2 separate regions of the Homo sapiens genome follow, and region 1 is linked to region 2. Evidence: chromatin contacts called from ENCODE Hi-C data. All regions are on one chromosome and are shown on one strand. Each heading gives the region's core, a stretch centred on a gene start or an enhancer-like site at or near the end of the contact. The rest is flanking DNA. Distances are from core to core; before and after follow the strand shown. Region 1 overlaps GPBP1 (GC-rich promoter binding protein 1). Region 2 overlaps IL6ST (interleukin 6 cytokine family signal transducer).

What was found. A loop is a pair of places that touch in the nucleus more often than their neighbours do. Pooled maps may share reads with other maps.
Region 1: a map of B cell shows a loop between it and region 2 (10-fold over the local background). The contact joins two enhancer-like sites. A Hi-C loop is called at or near these places in 5 of 168 maps with a recorded cell type or tissue (B cell, CD14-positive monocyte, CD4-positive, alpha-beta memory T cell and 2 more) and 7 of 50 pooled maps.

What each region holds. Positions count from the first base shown.
Region 1 is chr5:57,218,112-57,221,071 of GRCh38, forward strand. All of the region lies in intron 3 of GPBP1 (GC-rich promoter binding protein 1), which reads left to right. Among named protein-coding and RNA genes, the nearest start is that of GPBP1, 46 kb to the left of the region's middle. Within about 2 kb of position 1,525, at least 5 of the 41 ENCODE cell types and tissues checked have a DNase peak (open chromatin) inside an H3K27ac peak, as active enhancers do.
Region 2 is chr5:55,932,852-55,935,551 of GRCh38, forward strand. It overlaps IL6ST (interleukin 6 cytokine family signal transducer), which reads right to left. Exons shown (of 17, transcript NM_002184.4): 17 at 2,244-2,700. Among named protein-coding and RNA genes, the nearest start is that of IL6ST, 61 kb to the right of the region's middle. Within about 2 kb of position 1,345, at least 4 of the 41 ENCODE cell types and tissues checked have a DNase peak (open chromatin) inside an H3K27ac peak, as active enhancers do.

The DNA.
Region 1 (2,960 bases), core at 275-2,774, 1.3 Mb after region 2:
CAGAACACTTCTATAACCACATAATTTGGATTCTCCCCCTCAAAGCAGTTCTCCAGCAGACACTACCTGGGTATCCTATAATTCATTTCAGTTCTGACACTGTCTGCTTGGGATAGGGTCAGATCCCACAGGTTAAATGTTCAGTCCCACAAGACTGCTTTCACTTCAGATGCCAATAGCCAGTCCCAGTCACCAGTACTCCTCACTGGTTACAAACCAGGATTTCTGCAACCACCCCCATTGGGTCTGAACAATTTGTTGGGATGGCTCAAAGAATTCAGGGAAACACATTTGCTGATTTTATTATAAAGGATACAGGTGAATAGATTGATAATGGTGAGGTATTAGGTGAGGGGAGGTGGTGTGGTGTGTGGAGCTTCCATGCCCTGTCTGGGTGTACTACCCTCCCAGCACTTTCATGTGTTCAGCAATTGGTCTATGGGTGGTGGGGCTGAAAGTTCATACCCTCTAATCACTTGATTTTTCCTGTTACTGGCCCTGTGCTGAGACTGTTGGGGGCCCCAGTCTAAGTGACTATTAACATAAACTTGAGTTATCACAGGGACTTGATAACTTGATTTCACCTCAAGTGATCCGCCTGCCTCTACCTCCCAGTGTGCTGGGATAACAGGCGTGAGCCACCACGCTCGAGCCAGAATCAATTTTATAATTTGGCATTTTGTTCTCCCATAAGGACTTACCAGGTCCTAATAAATTTTGGCCATATGTGTTGAAAAAGATACACTTAAGTTATAAAATTCTCCTATAGAATATAATTTTAGGGTTTGAAGATGGATCTTAGTGATCATCTAAACCTTATACAGATTTTGGAAGGTTAACTGAATTGTTTTCACATAGCTGATTAGTGTGAGCCTAGATTAGAATCCAGGATGTATCTCCTATTCTGTGATCTTTCCATAGGACTCATTTTGGAATTCTGTAAAATGAGTAAAAATTCATAGACTGTAAAAAAGGGATTTGAGGCCGGGCGTGGTGACTCACGTCTGTAATCCCAGCACTTTAGGAGGCCAAGGCTGGTGGATCACCTGAGGTCAGGAGTTCAAGACCAGCCTGGCCAACATGGTGAAACCCCGTTTCTACTAAAAATACAAAAATTAGCCGGGTATGGTGGCACATGCCTGTGGTCCCAGCTACTCGGGAGGCTGAGGCAGGAGAATTGCTTGAACCCGGGAGGCAGAGGTTGCAGTGAGCCCAGATCCCGCCACTGAACTCCAGCCTGGGTGACAGAGCGAGACTCTGTCTCAAAAAAAAAAAAAAAAAAAAAAAAAAAACCAAAAACAAACAAACAAAAAAAAAAACAACAAAACCACACACACAAAAAACAAATAATTAAAATTTAAAAAAAAAGGTACTTGAAATTGTTGGGGAATGGAGACCTCTGTTGATTAAGCCACTGAAATCAATTCTTGTTATTGACTTTTGCCACCTTCTCATTCGTGTGTGGGTCCCTGGAATTCCCCTGTACCGAGCTGCTCTTGTTTGTCTTTTAAGTCAGCATTTTCCCCAGTCCTGCCTGGATGCATATGGGTTTCCTGCTTTCCTCTTTTGTCATTTTCTCTGAAATAAATGTAAGACTTCTTGTAATTTTTAAGTGATTTCATAGCTAACATAAAGCACAGTAATAAAAATTAGCATCTGGGCCGGGTGCGGTGGCTCATGCCTGTAATCCCAGCACTTTGGGAGGCCGAAGCAGGGGGATCACCTGAGGTTGGGAGTTCGAGACCAGCTGGACCAACGTGGAAAAACCCTGTCTCTACTAAAAGTACAAAACTAGCTGGGCTTGGTGGCGCGTGCCTGTAATCCTAGCTACTCGGGAGGCTGAGCAGGAGAATCGCTTGAACCTGGGAGGCAGAGGTTGTAGTGAGCTGAGATCGTGTCATTGCACTTCAGCCTGGGCAACAAGAGTGAGACCCTGTCTCAAAAAAAAAAAAAAAATCTGGAAAGATACACAAAACATTAAAAAAAGCTTGTAAATACTTGTCTTCATTTAAATGTTAACTTGAAGTTAAGATTGGTAATTTAAAAAATTAAAAAAAAAATAGAGACAGGGTCTCACTATCTTGCCCAGGCTGGTCTTGAACTACTGAGCTCAGGAGATGCTTCTGCCTTGGCCTCCCAAAGTGTGATTACAGATGTGAGCCATTGAGCCTGGCTGATAATTGTTAACGTGCGTTGAAATTCTCAATGCTTTTTGGACCTGACTCTTGATTAATTTATATAGGCCCTCATAATGATGATGATTTTACTCTTAGAATTTGGAACACCAGTTCTAAATTCTGAATTCTTCTAATTAAAAATTAGCTTTAGAAAATAGTTGACAATTTAAACTTTTTTTTTTTTTTTTTGAGATGGAGTCTCGCTCTGTCGCCCAAGCTGGAATGCAGTGGTGTGATCTCTGCTCACTGTAACCTCTGCCCCCCAGGTTCAAACGATTCTCCTGCCTCAGCCTCCTGAGTAGTTGGGATTACAGGTTCCTGCTATCACACCCAGCTGATTTTTGTATTTTTAGTAGAGATGGGGTTTCATCATATTGTCCAGGCTGGTCTTGAACTCCTGACCTCAGGTGATCAACCTGACTCGGCCTCTCATAGTGCTAGGATTACAGGCACGAGCCACTGCACCCCGCCCAATTTGAACTCTTAACTAGCAGTATTTGAGATTTGTTTCTTTGCCCAAAGTGGTTTTGACAAACACAATACTTTCTAGTGATACTTTTATTGTACCTTTTCTGTCTTATTCTTTCTCAGAATCATCATTTATGAATTCTATTTGTAATTAACCTCTTGTTTTCTGCCATAGACTTTTGTTTACCCACATCGTTTCTCTTTTTAATATTGTTCTGAGTAATTGGAACAGACATTAATTAGTATTGCATTCTCTACTTAAACGGCAGTATTTATTTTTTGTTTGAAAAGATGACATGAAGATTTGAATTAAGG
Region 2 (2,700 bases), core at 95-2,594:
AATTAGCCGGGCATGGCAGTGCTGCCTGTAGTCTGAGCTACTTGAGAGGCTGAGGTGGGAGGATTGCTTGAGCCTGGGCAACAGAGCAAGACTCTCTCTCTCTTGGTTGGGGGAAGCTCTTGCCTGTAGCCAGGGTGGGATGGGAATCAGGAAATGATCCCAGGTTTGAGATGCGAAGGAGGCAGATTCCTGACTGCCTATGGCACTGTGCAACTCTGGATTAGAAGAAACCTGAGACACATTTTAAACATTTTTTAAAATTAAAAATAACTTGTTTATTCACCCACTTACCTGTTCATATAAGCAAGCTCTGCCAAACACCGAGCACTATGCTGGGCCAGGAGAGGACTGAGCTGGGGCCCTCTCTCCAGAGGCCCAGCAGTAGGTGCCAGGATATAGAAGGCCCTTAACTCAGGGGGAAGGAGAGAGAAGAATGGAAGATTTCCCTCAAGAGGGTATCTATTTGAGTTGATTTTTGGTGAACCAGTAAGAATTTCCCAGCTTAACAGGGACTGGGGACTGGAGAACATTCTAGGGGAGGAAATCATGTGCATGGGCTAGGTTAGAAGAAACTCAGTATGTTCTGGAAACTATAAAGTGTGCAGCTGGGGGGTTGGAAAGGTCCAGCGAGGCCCCAAAAGGACAGAAAGCAAATGTGGGGAATGAGGTCAGCACAGCGGGGCAGCAGCAGGCAGCCCCTCTGGGAGTGGCAGGAGATGGAGAGGAGTGGCTGGCGGCACCGTGAAGGTGAGGCAGGCTGGAACGGGTGCTCGCGCTAGGCAGCGGGCCCGGGGAAGTCTGTGGACAGAACCACCTGGGGTAGGACCGTGGTCTGAGCACCCAGGAAAAGCCCCTGCCGGAGATCCTCCTGTCACTAGTTGCCATGGGCTAGATTCCACCATTAGAGGAGTCTTTCTTTGGCCAAAAGAATGAGACTCCAGGGGTCGTGTGAGGGTGCATTCTCAGGAAAGTGGGACACATTGACCTCTTTTGCAGGGGTTGCTCTATAGGGTCAGAGCAAATGTATGTGCTAGTAGGGGTGGGGAGCCAGCCTCGGAGTAAACCTTGAGGGCATAAGGAGAAGTACTGCTCTGGGCTCGAGGCTCAGTTAGGACACTTCAAGGTAGGCAATTGCAGGGGGCTGCTTGAGGGCACAAGGTGCCCCATATTCACAAATAAGGGTGGTGGGGAGGGAGATGAGGGGAAGAGAAACTCAGAAGAGTTTGAAGGGCCTGGGAAGCAGGTGTGCATTCTCCTTAAGCTAGCCTGGGCATGACGTCATCAAGAATTTTGCTTAAGTGGTTGGGTACAATTGGTGTACACATCAAAGAATGCGGACTTTGGATCAGGTTGGAGTTGGAACTCCACTGTTTGTCAACCACATGACCCCGGGCAAGTTATTCAACCTCTTGGAGGCTGCATTTGTAAATGGTGCTGGTATTTACCTCATAAGTTTCTAGGATTTCATAACCCACAGTAAACACTTCATAGATGGCATATATTTGCTCACCTTTGGACACCCTGCTCCGGCATGTGGCCCCCAGCAGGTGATCAGAAAGGTCTGCCGGTTCATTTGAAGAGGAGCGGCCCCTCACCCCCAGCAGCAATGTCTAGTCTCGATTCTGACCGTGGCAGTTAAAAGTTTCTTGGAGGTCCTTTCCTAGGCACTGATGCTGGCTGGGTAGCCCTGGTGTTCGTATGTCTAGATTGAACAACTGGCAAAATCCACACTGACTTTGACCTGAAGAGTGGCTGACTTTTCATTCTCAGAACGCTTATGCAGAATTATGGTTTCTATTGTCAGAATCTCAGTGCCTTTTTATTTAAATATTCCCCTTCATGCCATTCCTTTAAAAGCATTATCCCTCTCATAAAGCTTATAGAGCCTATTTCCAAGAATTTTCTATAAATTCATTTAAAAGCTATCATTAGTCAACAGGCTGCTTCTGACTACAGGCAAGACTGCAGGGAAAACCTTTTCCTACGGGGAAGGGACCCAGATGTATACTTAATAGTTGTGTCTTGGACCTGTTACTAAGTGAAGATTGTTCTAGGAAAGTAGGCCTGGACTGAGGTATTAGATTTCTAATCAACAGGCTGGTCTCATTCAGAGTTTGAACCAGCACTCTGGGGGAGAAACCACTTGTGGCCGTTGAATTACTCTGGCTAGCCTGTCTCAGAAAGACCATCCACAGCCAGGGCTAATGAGACAGTTGAAGAAAGAGAAATACTTTACCTGAGGGTTTTGGTTTTTTTTTGGCTTTTATTTTTGTGTGTGTGGATTACCACCATATAGCTCACCATGTTATCCCAGAAAGACTACAATTTCATACAGAATGCACAGATGTTTAAATAAAAAGCCATTTAAGTGAGGGGATAATTCTCACTAAAAAAAGCTCAAAAATAAGAAATGACAATTCTAGATACACTTTTTTGACATGTAAAATGACATAACCATAGTCACAGGGAATAAAGAATCAGGTTTGAATGTCCACAGGTTTCTAAAACTAAGCTCTGGCTTCGTATCTGTTGAAAATCTTTAGCGGTTGGGGAAAATAGCTATATTTAAAAACAAATATTGAATTTTGAGTTGAAAGGTACATTTTCCTCCCTTGATGGAGACAGAACTTTTCTATGGAGAACCCAAGCAGCCTTTCCATGATCTTACTAAGTTGTCCAAGAGCCAACCCCGATCAGCAG